2 separate regions of the Homo sapiens genome follow, and region 1 is linked to region 2. A link is a contact called in ENCODE Hi-C or POLR2A ChIA-PET data. All regions are on one chromosome and are shown on one strand. Each heading gives the region's core, a stretch centred on a gene start or an enhancer-like site at or near the end of the contact. The rest is flanking DNA. Distances are from core to core; before and after follow the strand shown. Region 1 overlaps NFATC1 (nuclear factor of activated T cells 1). Region 2 overlaps LOC284240 (a long non-coding RNA gene).

The links. Hi-C counts contacts between places; a loop is a spot of excess contacts on that map. ChIA-PET counts read pairs that join two places held with the same protein, here RNA polymerase II (POLR2A). Pooled maps may share reads with other maps.
Region 1: a map of ascending aorta shows a loop between it and region 2 (4-fold over the local background). The contact joins two enhancer-like sites. A Hi-C loop is called at or near these places in 10 of 168 maps with a recorded cell type or tissue (G401, aorta, ascending aorta and 6 more) and 4 of 50 pooled maps. POLR2A ChIA-PET finds 5 or more read pairs at or near these places in 4 of 52 experiments (WTC11, activated CD4-positive, alpha-beta T cell, naive thymus-derived CD4-positive, alpha-beta T cell and 1 more).

What each region holds. Positions count from the first base shown.
Region 1 is chr18:79,522,906-79,529,323 of GRCh38, reverse strand. It overlaps NFATC1 (nuclear factor of activated T cells 1), which reads right to left. Exons shown (of 10, transcript NM_001278669.2): 10 at 1-1,796. The coding sequence ends at 1,747. It overlaps LOC102723506 (a long non-coding RNA gene), which reads left to right and starts at 5,808. Exons shown (of 3, transcript XR_935689.3): 1 at 5,808-6,236. RefSeq lists a silencer at 4,541-4,610. Within about 2 kb of position 1,488, at least 2 of the 41 ENCODE cell types and tissues checked have a DNase peak (open chromatin) inside an H3K27ac peak, as active enhancers do.
Region 2 is chr18:79,585,248-79,591,913 of GRCh38, reverse strand. It overlaps LOC284240 (a long non-coding RNA gene), which reads right to left. Exons shown (of 4, transcript NR_148949.1): 3 at 6,624-6,666; 4 at 2,896-5,274. LOC124904335 (a long non-coding RNA gene) reads left to right here and starts at 5,649. Exons shown (of 4, transcript XR_007066428.1): 1 at 5,649-5,760; 2 at 6,566-6,666. RefSeq lists an enhancer at 658-1,497. Within about 2 kb of position 2,558, at least 13 of the 41 ENCODE cell types and tissues checked have a DNase peak (open chromatin) inside an H3K27ac peak, as active enhancers do.

The sequences.
Region 1 (6,418 bases), core at 239-2,738, 62 kb after region 2:
TCCAGCAAAAAAATACGGCTTTATTGGATCTATTTCCTAACTACAAAGACAGCTGACACAGACATCAAACGTTTCCTTTTCAATGACAGTCCCCTGAGAAAGGCTGCACGTGACTCCTACAGTGCCGGGTGCAGGGTACCCAGCCGCAGGTGGGACGCGGCCACACGTCTTCACGGTTACGTGCAGACCGACGGGATGGCCTTCAGGTTGTTTCTTTCCGTGAGTGAGACACAAGAGACGCGATTGTGCCGGAGCGCACGGTACAGGCCGTTCCTTCTGCGGGAGCCCTTTCTCCATCAGCGACGTTCTGTTCAGTGACTTCACAGCCGGAGCCTCCACCCGCAGGTGCAATTCAGGCAGGTTCCATAAGGGGGCATTAATTCCTAAGGCACGAGTTCAGGTCAACCGTGTTTCAATGAATAAACCATGCTTTTTGGTTATATGGAACAATAGATCGCTGTGAGTAATCATACGTAATAAGCAACTAATTGTACAGAGTGCCCAGCAAGGCCTACACAAACCTACCTGTTAACAGTAACTCATCTGAAAACACACAACGCAGGGCTGAGCATTAAAGTGGCGTTTTTGGTATTGGTTTTCTTAGATGAAGCAGAGAGTGGTAAGGCTTCTGTGAAACAATCATCTTATAACTGAACAAATATATTACACTTAGGTTGCATGTTATTTACAATCACTTTCTAATGTTGCCGTCTGGTAACCTACAGCTACTGTCAATCACAGCTCCTGGCTTTCTAGGGTCCTCCTCGAACTGCGTGAGACGAGAAAATGCACGGCCGTCCGAGGCGGCGATGGACGCCAGCAAGAGCAGCGACTGGAGCCCCAGACGCAGGTTCCAAAACGGATGCCGGTTATTGCTGACAGGGAAGCCCTCCTGGGCGAGGACACGTCGGCTCTGTTATTATTTATACATAAATAGATGCCTAGATATGTACACACATGCAAATGCAGGCTATCCTGTAACAGGTTTTTCTGCTTTTGTCCAGTAACCTATTGATGTGCTATTCAAGTTACTTGTGCTATGTTCGAAGCCAGATTAAAAACAAAGATGCGAGCATGCGACTATGAACAAGCCTACGGTTTCAACCGCGCAGACAAGGGAAGCATGTTACAAAAGAGCTGAGATGACAGACTGGAAGATTCTAAAATGCACTGTGTAAGGCAGCAGGAGTGTACGTGACAGCCCAGGAAACGTTCCAAATGTTGGAGACTCATACTAGAGTCCTCTCGCAGCCTTCCAGCGTTCTCTTCATTCATACAGAGGGTAAAACCTCACAATGAAATGTGTTTGCAGTTTCTGCTCCTAAAAATACTCCTACAGTAGCAAATTCAATGCTCAATTCTATGATGCCCTGATGGTCTGGTTAAATAAGGCACTTCCAGTATTGAACCCCAGGGGTGCCAGAAGGGCTGGGCGTGGGGTCAAACTGCGTGTGGGCCGTTCCCATGAAAGGCCCCTGCACGGTGGGTCTCCCGTGCTCAGCCCGGCCACCTCCCTTCTGTTGTCATGAGATGACTTCTCCTCCAGGTGACACAGTGGTCTCCCTTCCTCCCTGCTTTCCTTCTTGTTGGAGAGCCAATCTTTGCACATATTAATGTTCAGCTCCTGGCATTCAGTCAGTTGGAGGTTCTGAGTGGTACCAGGTGTGAGTTCAGTTTATTTATTCAAAAGTCTTTGTCTGCTGAAGTCAGCATACCCCTGCTGAACTGAGTGCTCCAATGTGGCAACTAGGAGTGGGTGCTCGTGCTGGAGAGGTCATTTCGTATTATTTCATTTACTGTAAGAAAAGAAAAATTGAGAAAGTATTAGAGAAATACCATAAACATCAAAGCAACGCCCCCAGCCCTGCTTCTCCATCAGTGACGCTCACGCCTGTGACAAGGCATCTCCCCAGGAACCCACATTTCCTCCTCGGTCCCACCCTGGTCCATGAGTGTCGTGAGCCAGTGCCTGGCTGCCTCGGCAGAGAGCTGGGGTCGCCAGAGTGACCGCCCTCGTCCGTAGCACGGTACCAGCACGTCTCTGACGGCCAAAGTGCAGGTGCCAGGTGCCGGCCGCGATGCTGGGAAGATGCTGTGGCTGTCTCTCCACGAACCAAGCGACCCACAGGTCCACACCAGCACTTCTGTGGTGTCAGCACCAGTGTCGCCTGAGCCTCCCTCTCAGGCTCTTCCTGATTTTTATTTCCCTTTGGATGGCAGAGTCCCTGAGTCCCCCACAGGCCAGTGACGTTCCCCGTCACCTGTGACTTCTGGCAGACGCAGAGGAAACGAGCGGCACTGTTAGGGCCTTTGTGAGCTGCATGCATCCCCGCCCCACCCACCTCCTGCTGTGGCCGCCCTGATGGGCGCTGAGATAGGGGATGTGCCACCAGCACTGTCGCCACGTCCCATCTCCCTCCCAGGTTCTGGTGGGGCGTGCGCTGACGTCACGGAACTGCCCGGGCTTCCCTCTGCCATGGGCTGGAGCGCCCAGAGCCCAGATAAGCCCCACGTGTTTCTGCAAAGGCCCCGGCCTGTCTCAGGGCGGCTTCCTGGAGCAATTAGTAGTGTGCATTTCATCACCCCACTCCCTTCCCCAAATTCCCTTTCAACAACCCCCGACTATTTTTAAGAATAACAATAATAAAACACAGATGGAGAACCAGGAATTGTGTCATGGGAACTGATAACAGGACACACTGGCACTGAGCTCCAGGAGGAACCCTGGCTGCAAACACACACCCGAGGCTGGCTCGCCCAAGGCTCTGCGGGGCCAGAGACCCAGGCAAGCAAAGGTGCCCCACATGCCCGGCCCCGCCAGCAGCACCTCCTGACATGGCGCCCACAGAAGGTCCCGACTCTGTCCCGTGTGGGAGCTCAGCCTCTGTAAAGACACAGGCACGCGTGGGCTCCCCGCAGGCCCTGCTCAGAGCCACGCTGATCCTGGGCCCTGCCCAAGACGGGACCTGGCACTCAGCCACAGGACGCAGAGCCAGGCTCTCTGCAGAGGGCTCCGCCCCCAGTGTGGAAGGCACCAGAAGGAGCCCGGGCTCCCGCCCCTCCGTGTGACTCTTCACAAACACTAAGGAGGATAACGACAGGGCCCAGGTGCTCGCAGGCTGCTCCCGGACTGGCACGCAGGACCTGACTTGTCCCAGAGTGCGCACGGCAGCTCCTCACCAGAGGCACTTTCCGTGACACTCGGGCGGCGCTGCGGGGCCTCGGCACAACGCAGAGAGAAAGACGGCTCTGTTCTGTGTGGGGGTCGCACGTCCCCACCCAAATGCCCTAGGCTGCTGGTTGCTCAGCGGCCTCCCGCCCACTGTGCTGCTGAGTGCAGCGGCCCCCAGGAGCTCCGTGCCCTGCTGTGCTTGGCATCTGTGGCACGAGACAGGGATGCCCCAGAATTCGAGACCAGTTAACTCCTTTCCCACTGCGCTGGTTCAGCCTTGCTACAAAAGACGTCTGCAAAGAGGCAGGAGGAGCCACCTGCCCAGGAGGAAGACACGGTGGGGGTTCAGGTAGCTCAGAACAGGCCCCACCTGTGGGGGAAGGGAGGCTGCCCAATGCATGAAGAGACTGGGCTCAGGTCCTCATCCAACCCTGGCCAGCGGAGCTCCAAAAGAAAGGACTCCAGTCAGAATAGTGATTGTGGGGACGAAAGAGGCCTAAATGATCAACACAGGGGAAAGGTGGGGACACTACAAAGAAATAATGAAGCCATGAGTGGACCCTGAAGGGTAACAGCGACAGGGACAGGAGGGAGGCCTGAGAGGTAACGACGGTGGGACGTGGGGAGGACTGAGGGGTAACGACGGTGGGACGTGGGGAGGCCTGAGGGGTAACAACGGTGGGACGTGGGGAGGACTGAGGGGTAACGACGGTGGGACGTGGGGAGGACTGAGAGGTAACGACGGTGGGACGTGGGGAGGACTGAGGGGTAACGACGGTGGGACGTGGGGAGGCCTGAGGGGTAACGACGGTGGGACGTGGGGAGGACTGAGGGGTAACGACGGTGGGACGTGGGGAGGACTGAGAGGTAACGACGGTGGGACGTGGGGAGGACTGAGGGGTAACGACGGTGGGACGTGGGGAGGACTGAGGGGTAACGACGGTGGGACGTGGGGAGGACTGAGGGGTAACGACGGTGGGACGTGGGGAGGACTGAGGGGTAACGACGGTGGGACGTGGGGAGGACTGAGGGGTAACGACGGTGGGACGTGGGGAGGCCTGAGGGGTAACGACGGTGGGACGTGGGGAGGACTGAGGGGTAACGACGGTGGGACGTGGGGAGGCCTGAGGGGTAGTAATGATGGGATGTGGGGAGGCGTGAGGGGACAGGATGGGTGATGGTGACAGTGACAGGGTGGGGACGGCGTCTGAGGTCTCCATCGTGTTCGTGGGACAGGCCGCCTGCATGGCCGCCGAGAGCCGTCTTGTTCCCCGCGGGCACAGGAGGGCGCGTCGCTGAGGGTGAAAGGGAAGCGGCATGGCCATGGGGCTTCCCCTTGCTGCCCACGAGCACCTGAGCCTCGGTGGGAGAGCCCGTCGGGGGGCGGAAAGTTCCTCGGTGTGTCCCCCGGCCACCCAGGTTCCCGTCGGGGGCCACCACAGCCTCCTTTGCTCTCTCTGCCTGGGTCTGCGGCTGCTGAGCTCTCGGGAGGGGAGGAGGGCCGACCTCAAGAGAGCTGTCGAGGCCTAAGGAGCCAGCGGCAGCCTGCACCTCACTCCTGCGGGCTGGCGGTGCGTGTGGGCCGACCCCGTCCCAGCGCCGGGTCAAGTGTGTTCCACAAGGTCTCAGACGCTGCAGGGACGCGTGGCCGGGACCAGACACAGCCCAGGCACCCTCCAGGGCCTTCCCGCTGCCCCATGGCAGCAGCTGACAGAGAGCGGGATGGACAACCCTGACACCACTCAGCAGAGGACAGCACAGCAACCGAACCGCAGAGGAGGCTGTACCGCCCACCCATCCACACCGCGGACGAGAGCCGTACGTGGAGCCGTGCTCGCCCCGCAGACACGGCCTGTGCCGTAGCCCTGAGAGGAAAGCCACGGCTTCCCCTTTCACAGGTGGACAACGGGCCCATCCTGGGGTTGGTCTGAGGCCATGTGGCTCGCTGGCGCTGGGCTGAAAGACAGGACCGCCCCCCCACCCCCCAACTCCTTCCCGCCACGAGCACTTCTGACCCATGAGGTCAGCCACAGCTGCCCGGCCCTGCCCTTGCTATTCCGGGGGCGGCTTCCTTGGGTAGGGTATGGTTGCCGATGACACCTACGGTTTCCCATACCAGCTCTCTCTGCTGATAATTTCCATCTTCTTATTCAGCTTTTCCACAGACACAAAGGGTTTTTTCCCTTCCTAGCATATTTTGAATTGCAGGTAGCATGTGACCCTCACGGCGTGTGGGAGACCTGAAAGAGGAAACTTACTTTGCCTAACGTCAGATGTCCCCGCAACAGGATGTGGTGAGCTGTTATACCACAATTTAATTTAATAAGGAGGGCTTTTTTTTCCCTTATATTAGATTTTTCTCTAAAATACTCCTCAGGTGGAAACTATTGTTTTTTCCTAAAACTCGACTGTGGCGTTTTGAATCCTGGCTGCAGGCTGAGAGCCTCCCTCGAGGCCACATCCACACACCCACACTCATACCCACCTCTCTATACACATCTGGAATTGAGTGAAGGAGGAAATCAGTACATTTTTAAATATAAAAACTACCAAGTACAAGGGCAGGCATGGCTTTCACTGCCTCACCTGTGAATCTTATCTGTGCCCTTGCTGGGGCCACGCAAGCTCTCACTAGCTGTGCGTAAACAAGCCGTAGGCGAGACGCCTTTCTCAGTCAAGTATTCGTACCTTCACATAACCAGTTTCTTCTTTTTGATCATCATTTTGAAAGAAAGTTGACATTTAAACTTCACCCTGTAGTGAGCTACCCAAAGTTCACCTCTTAAGTTTCACGCAGGAGTTTTGTTTCTCTATGCTGGGAATGATGAGGGCCAGAACGGAGCTGCCAGGGCCTGAACGCTGTTTGATATATTTTGCCCCCTTGCTGCCTGGCTTGGAAGCAACATTTTTCTGCATTTCTGAATGCCCGGTTTCTGAAAGCAATTAAGGATCTTACATTTTAAGGAATGAACAAACTACCATTTCCCCAGCAGTTATGCAGCCCTGCCTGGCCCTTTGTGCACCTGCTTGCTCCTTGCAACAGCCCCGGGAGCGGCAAAGGCAGGTACTGTAGTCACCCAGTCTGTTCACAGGGACCACGGAGGGCTCGGAGAGTGGGAATGGCTGCCAGGGACCCCAGAGCTGACAGGGCAGGACTGACCCTTACTGGGGTCTGAGCTCAGCCGGCTCTGCTGGGCCCTGAACAGCCACCTGCCCCCAGATCCTCCCAGATGGCGGCCTGGGGCC
Region 2 (6,666 bases), core at 1,309-3,808:
GTTATACTTTTTAATTTTTTTAATGGTTGCCCTAAAGTTTATAACATACATGAACAACTAATCCAGGCCCATTTTCAAATAATACAATACCACTTCATGGATAGTGTGACACCTTCTAATAACAAAATCACTTTAATTTTTTCCTCCCATCCTTTGTGTCATTGCTGCAATTGATTTCACTCACACATTAGCATACCTAGGCAAGCATGTGTATATACACATGTCAGCATACATATTTAATGTATATAAGCACACATGACCAAATGCATTGTTGCTATTACTTTGGACAAACTTATCTATTAGATCAGTGGAGAATCGGAACAGTGTTTTTATCTTACTTTACTTTTTCCTCTTCCAATATTCTTCCTGTCTTTGGATCTGAGTAGTATTCTCACTCTAAAGAGCTTCCTTTCTCATTTCTCACAGGGCAGGTTTATTGACAACTGATTCCCTCAAGTTTTGTTTTTCTGGGAAAGTCTTTTTTTTCTCCTTCACTTTAAAGGATAACTTCACAGGGTACAGAATTGTAGGTTGGGGTCTATTTTTTCCTTTCTCAACACTTTAAATATTTCGTTTCATTCTTTTCCTGCTTGTGTGGTTTCCGAGCTTTCAAATGAAATGTCTGTCTTTGCTCCTCTGCAGCCGAGGCATCTGCATCCTCAGTTTGTCACTCATTCATTCACTTCTACCCCAAGTGGGCCCACAGCTGCTGCTGGAGAACGGAGGGGACGTCACCTTGTTCTTGCCTGCAGAAGCTGCAAGTCCAACAGCAAAGGGGACCTACTGCACGAGAATGAGGAGAGCTGCAGGGTGGGGGGCTCAGGCACCAACCCCCACCCCCCCCACCACCAAGGGCCTTCTAGGCAAGGCTCTCATGTGTGGAACGGAGGCCAGCTGGAGGGCAGGGCCAGGCACGTGTCCCAGCTGCTCCTCAGCGTGGCTTCCCCTCCCGAACAGAGCAGCTCACACAGTAACAGTGACAATAATCACAGTGGCTAGCGTGAGGTCGACACTCCTCGGGCGGGCACCATGCTCCTGTCGGACTCACATGAGTCAGCATTTGGATAACCCCTGCCTGTACCTCCACAGGGTTCTTAGGACAATGGGAAGAGCCTGTGTGAGTGTGGGAAAGGCAGCTGCAGGTCCCGTGCTGAGAAGGTCCCTCGCCTAGAAGCCAGTGCCTCTGGTCTGGTTCAGGCCCTGTCTGCACAGTGAGTCCAGCTGGCATCCATAGGAAGAAAGGGTGTTCCCCGGGCGTGCTCCAGAAGCAGCTACACATCTGTCGGGCTGCAGCAGAGGCTGCATCTCAGCGTGTTCCCTGGATGCCCCTGACCCTGTGACGGCTCAGAAACAGCAGCTGTGGGCAAACCACGGTGACGGCCATGTGGGCCCAGCTCCCTCCTGCTGCTCTGGCCAGAGCCCGTTGCCGTGGTGGCAGAGGCATCTCTGGATTTCCTGCTGCAGCAGGACAGAGTCCACATCAGGACTTGAATGTTCCCTGCAGCACAAGGAGGCGAGAGAGGTGGGTTCGAGTCCCGCTCCTGCACGGGTGAGGGTGGTGTCTGGATGTGGAGGCCAGGGCCTGGAAGCCTTCACCCCTCACCAGCAAGGTGGGCAGGTGCTGCGGCCGGGCCTGCAGTTCTGCTCCCCCGCTGCCCGGGTCCCCGGTTCTGCTCCCCCACTGCCCGGGTCCCCAGGCATGCACGGAGTCCTGGACTTTCACTCCCCTGGGCGGTCAGTGGGAGAGAGAGGCCTGGGGTCTCTGCTGAGGAATCATCGTGTCACTCGCCCTCCCTTCAGAGTTCGGGAAACTGAGGCAGGAGAGGCTGAAGTTGCCAGAGGTCACGCGCTAAGGAGCTGCAGAGCCAGCTTTGCGTCCCTCCCCTGTGGGGCCCCAGGAGGGCTGTGAGGCTGGGGAACCCACTGCGGGGTCCGGAGCTCCAGGATCTGGTGCTGAGGCCCTGGGAGGAAGAGGGAACCTACGGACTGCTCGTGGCTCCCCTACTCCCGGGGAAATGCAGGGAAACTGAAGCCTGGGCTGTCCCCTCTCCCAGCTGGCAGAGGGCCCTCAGGTACGATGGAGAGTGAGACATGCAGGGTGGGGAGGGCAGGGCAGGTGGCAGGGAGACATGGAGGGCGGGGAGGGCAGCAGGGACAGGCAAAAGGAAGCAGCCCCACCCCTCTATGCCAGGAGCACCCCATACCATGACTGTGACAGCCACAGATGCCTCCAGACATGACCACGTGTTCCCTGGGGACAGAACCACCGGGCAGAGCACGTCCAGGCTTCCGGGGATCCCCGGAGGTGGCTGCCTCCTCACGGCGTCTCCCCATCCTTCCCCATCTCCCTTCTCCCTCCCCCGTCCCTGGAAAGGTCTGCTTCAAACCTGTGAGAAATGACTAGGGGCGGCTGTAAAATCAAAACCTTCCCCTCAGGCCCAGAGGAAAAATGAGCCACTTCCATTTCTTGGCGCTTTTCCCTGTGAGCCTTGGACAAGCTTCCCGAGGCCTGGCCTCCGCCCAAGCAGCCGGTCCCTCCCAGGGGCCTCCCCGTCGGGCTTCCTCGTCCTAAATGGAGTTGGAGGCGCCTCAGCAAACCCAGCGATGGGGCGAGGATTTTCAGAGCGGGCCCTACCTGATGATGGGAGGGATCATGTTTTCTCCAATATTGCCAGAATAGCAGTGTTGTAAAGGTTGCTACAGAAACACCTCGGGTCAGCGCCGAGTCCAAAATAGAGCGTCTAGACAAACTCCTACTGTCTGACCTTCGACGTGTTTCCTAATCCATCCAATCTTGCCAAGCAAATTGGTGACTAAGCAGCAATTCCCTTTACACTCTGTCATAAAGGCCTGACGAGGCCCAGGCGCTGTGCTACATTTCAGTCTGGCTGTGGCGGCCGCTCCACCCGCACGGCTCCCACGTGGCTTCCCAGCGCGATGTGTGCCTGGGTCGCCATGAACTAATTTCAAGGCCGAGTCCAAAAGCCACAGGGCTGCCGGAAAACAGAACTCACTTTCAGCCAGCAGGGCCCCAGAGTTGACATAAAATGTGAAGAGGGAGTCTGGAGGCGGCTCTGGCGAAAACAAAATAGAAGTTGGGGACGGGCCGGCCCCAGTGGCCTCCCTCCGTGCAGGGGCTGGGAGGGGGTGGGGCAGCGGTTCTGCTAAATGAATAGAGCCAGCTGCTTGGCGAGGCCGAGCCCCTCCTCTGTCTCCCCTGCAATGCTCTGTCCTGAGCCTCTCAGTCACCTGTGTGAAGGGACTCAGACGCAAGGAGAGTTGTGCTCTGCTCTAAATAAGCACAGTGGAGACCCTGATGTGGTGGAATGGGGCGGCTTCCTTTTGCCCTGAGTCCGAGGCTCTGGGTTTCGGGCACTTGGGCTGGGCATGCTGCAGGTGGGACGGGGCTGAGGCTCCACTGGGCAGGGGCATGGAGCTGCAGAGCGGGCACTTTGCGGTGAGGGAGGTGGTGTAGGCTGGGCAGAGTGGGACGTGGGCGGCCTGGGGGACACTGAGATTCATGGGTCGGGGGCAGGGGCTGCCCCGGGTGCTGCCGCGGGTGCTGCCGCCGGCATGGCCACGCATCTGGCTTCTGTGCCTCTGGTGACCAGGCTATTTCCACAGATGGCAAAGCTGGCTGTAATTGGGGTTGCTTCCCCAGGGACAAACCACTGGTCCTAAAATGGAAGGCGAGGGAGGGGAGAAGACTGTTTTACTGGAAAAGAGGCCACTTTGCCAGAACCACGTTGGTGCCACAAAGTGAGGAATACCTGTCTCTCCACACTGGTGCCAGTTGGCCCATCGCTGTAGCTTAACTGTCCAAAAAAGGAAAAAGAAACACTTCCACCAGATAGTATAACTCTTGGACCGGAGAGTGAAGTGGAAGCCTCACTCTAAACCTTTCTGCAGCTGCACGCTGGGCCTGGCCGGAGTCCCGCCGAGCAGAGCGGAAAGTGAGCCGGTACCAGTGCTCGTGGCAGGGTGAGCCTTGCGTGTGCTGCGTCTTGAAGGGGGCGGCTTTGCGGCTTAGCATGTCGCTTTTCTATACATACCAGAAACGCAAGTTTTCCAGAGTCCTCTGGCCAGAGGTGGGTGAGGCATTGGCAGTTCTTCAGAAGACACAGAGAAGCCTACATGTTTCTCTGAATTTCTCATAAACTGCCCCTGGCTGGCGCTGAAGCTCCTTCAGAGGCAAAGAGCTTCAGACGGGCGATGCCTGCCCGTTGGCCCCTGGCAGACCTGCCAGCCTCCAGGCTGAGAGCAGGGTTCCAGCAGCATCTGAGCAGCCAGGCCCAGGTCTAGCCACCGCAGCCCGCACAGGCCTCTGCAGCCCCCGACTCAGCGGCATGGGTAAGCTTGGCTCCGCGGGGCCACAGCAGAGCCTGGAGACACAGAGGCTATCCCTGCAGTGGCACCTGGGAGATGCCACTAAGCCGTTGCCTGCAGCCATGACTCAGCCCAGCAGTCCAAGTGCTAGACGGAGAGCTGCTCCCATCTACGGGGTGCCCACTGGGTGGGCAGGAGTGGGGCAGGCGAGGGGAAAGCTCCTGCCCACATCTCCTGGGCTCTGCGGCCTGTGCTGCTGGGTGCAGGGGGGCAGTCCAGGGACTGAGCAGGACTGTGCCACGGTGAAGAAAATCCACCTCCACCAGGGCCTCCACCACCTCCATCAGGACTAGAAACTGAGCAGGACTGTGCCACAGTGAAGAAAATCCACCTCCACCAGGGCCTGACCCCTGCTTGGTGCTGAGTCTGCCTTGGTTCCCTCACCGGAAGGTGGGGAAAACGAGAGCCCCTCCCACAGATGTGTGTCCACACTGATAGTGAGGCTGGCGCTGCACAGCCCTGCCTGGGGCCCTGACACGCACGGCAGAACCTCCATAGGGGGCCGCTGGCCACCCCCCAGGTCTCCACTGCCACAACCTGGTGTTCGGGACTGGCCAAGGCCCGCAGGTGCCGGGGCAGCAGGGAGCCCCCGTCACAGCAGTGAAAGACACCAAGGGCCCCGTAGCCCCGTGCCAGGACTCTGGCCTCAGCTCCTGCAGCCTGCCCAAACAGCGCTTCCCGGGGGGCACTGTGAGGTCCCCCCAGTGCTGTCTCTGTAGAAGGACTTAACCTCACCTGAGGACTGGACGTCCCTTACCACCTCAATCCCGAGCCTGTGGTGTTTCCGCTTGCTTTAAACCAGGACCTATGGAGAAGCGCACCTGCTCCCCTGGCTTCGGTGTGGCCGCACTCACGGTGTCGGGAGGACGTGGACGTGCTGTACTGCACCTTTAAAGGAAAGTGCTACGGCTCCGCACGCCTTCCCCCCACCACCCAGTGCCATGGCTCCGCACGCCTTCCCACCACCCAGTGCCATGGCTCCGCACGCCTTCCCCCCACCACCCAGTGCCATGGCTCCACACGCCTTCCCCCACTCCAGTGCCACGGCTCTACATGCCTTTTCCCCCCCAGTGCCACGGCTCCACAAGCCTTTTCCCATCCTACAATTGTCATGTATTTTTCATGAAATGAGTTATTTGAAAGAAACTAATATTGTCCAAAATATAGAACTTCTTTTGGAAGTTTTGAAGAATCTTGGACTCCAAGGGGCTCCTCTTTTGAAAGCTGTTCCCTTCTCTGACCACAGGGGCTGGGAGGGGCGTGCTAGGCCTGCACGGAGCCTGGGCGGGGTGTAGGAGGACCTGGAGGAGTGCTGGAGCCAGGCAAGCTGGGCTGCTACCAGGAACCCGAACCCCTCCAGACACCCCGGGAGAGGTGGGCTGTGAAGCCAGGCTCAGAGCAGAGGACACAGGCAGGGAGGCACCCCCGGGGCTTGGCACAGCAACCAGAGTGCAGGGTGTCCACCGTGCGGGAGTGCAGGGTGCAGTGGTGTGGAGTGGGGATGAGGATATGGGGTGCGTGGAGTGGGGATGAGGATATGGGGTGCATGGAGTGGGGATGAGGATATGGGGTGCATGGTGTGGGAGTGTGTAGGGGCACAGCGGGTGTGGGGGGTATGGAGTGTGGGCTGAGGGGGTGGGAGGTATGGAGTGTGGGCTGGGGGGGTGGGGGATGCTGGGTGTGTGGGAGTGTACGGGAGCACAGGGGGTGCAGGGGGTATGGAGTGTGGGGTGGGGGCTGCTGGGTGCGGGATGCTGGGTATGTGGGAGCGTGGGGTGTGGGAGTGTGTGGGGACACAGTGGGAGCATGGGGTGTGGGAGTGTGCAGGGACACAGTGGGTGTGGGGGGTATGGAGTGTGGGGTGCGGGATGCTGGGTATGTGGGAGCATGGGGTGTGGGAGTGTGCGGGGACACAGTGGGAGCATGGGGTATGGAGTGTCAGGTGGGGGCTGCTAGGTGTGCGGGGGTGTGGGGACAGGGTTTGCGGGGCAGGGGGTTGCAGAAGCGTGTAGGATGCGAGGGTGCTGGGTGCATGGTGCATGGTGCAGGGTGCAGGGTGGGGGGCTGTGGGGAAGGTATGGGGGGTTTCGGGTGCAGTGGGGAGGTGCAGGGGGTGTGGGGTGCAGGGGTGCCTCCAGCCCCAGACCTGCTGGGGTTGCACTGGTTCTGCTGCTGACAGGTGACCCACCTGCCCCTGTGCGCAAGTCACTGAAAGTTTTGGAGCCTGGTTTTCTTACCTGAGAAATGGGGCTGATGATCGTCCTGACTGATCGATTGGAC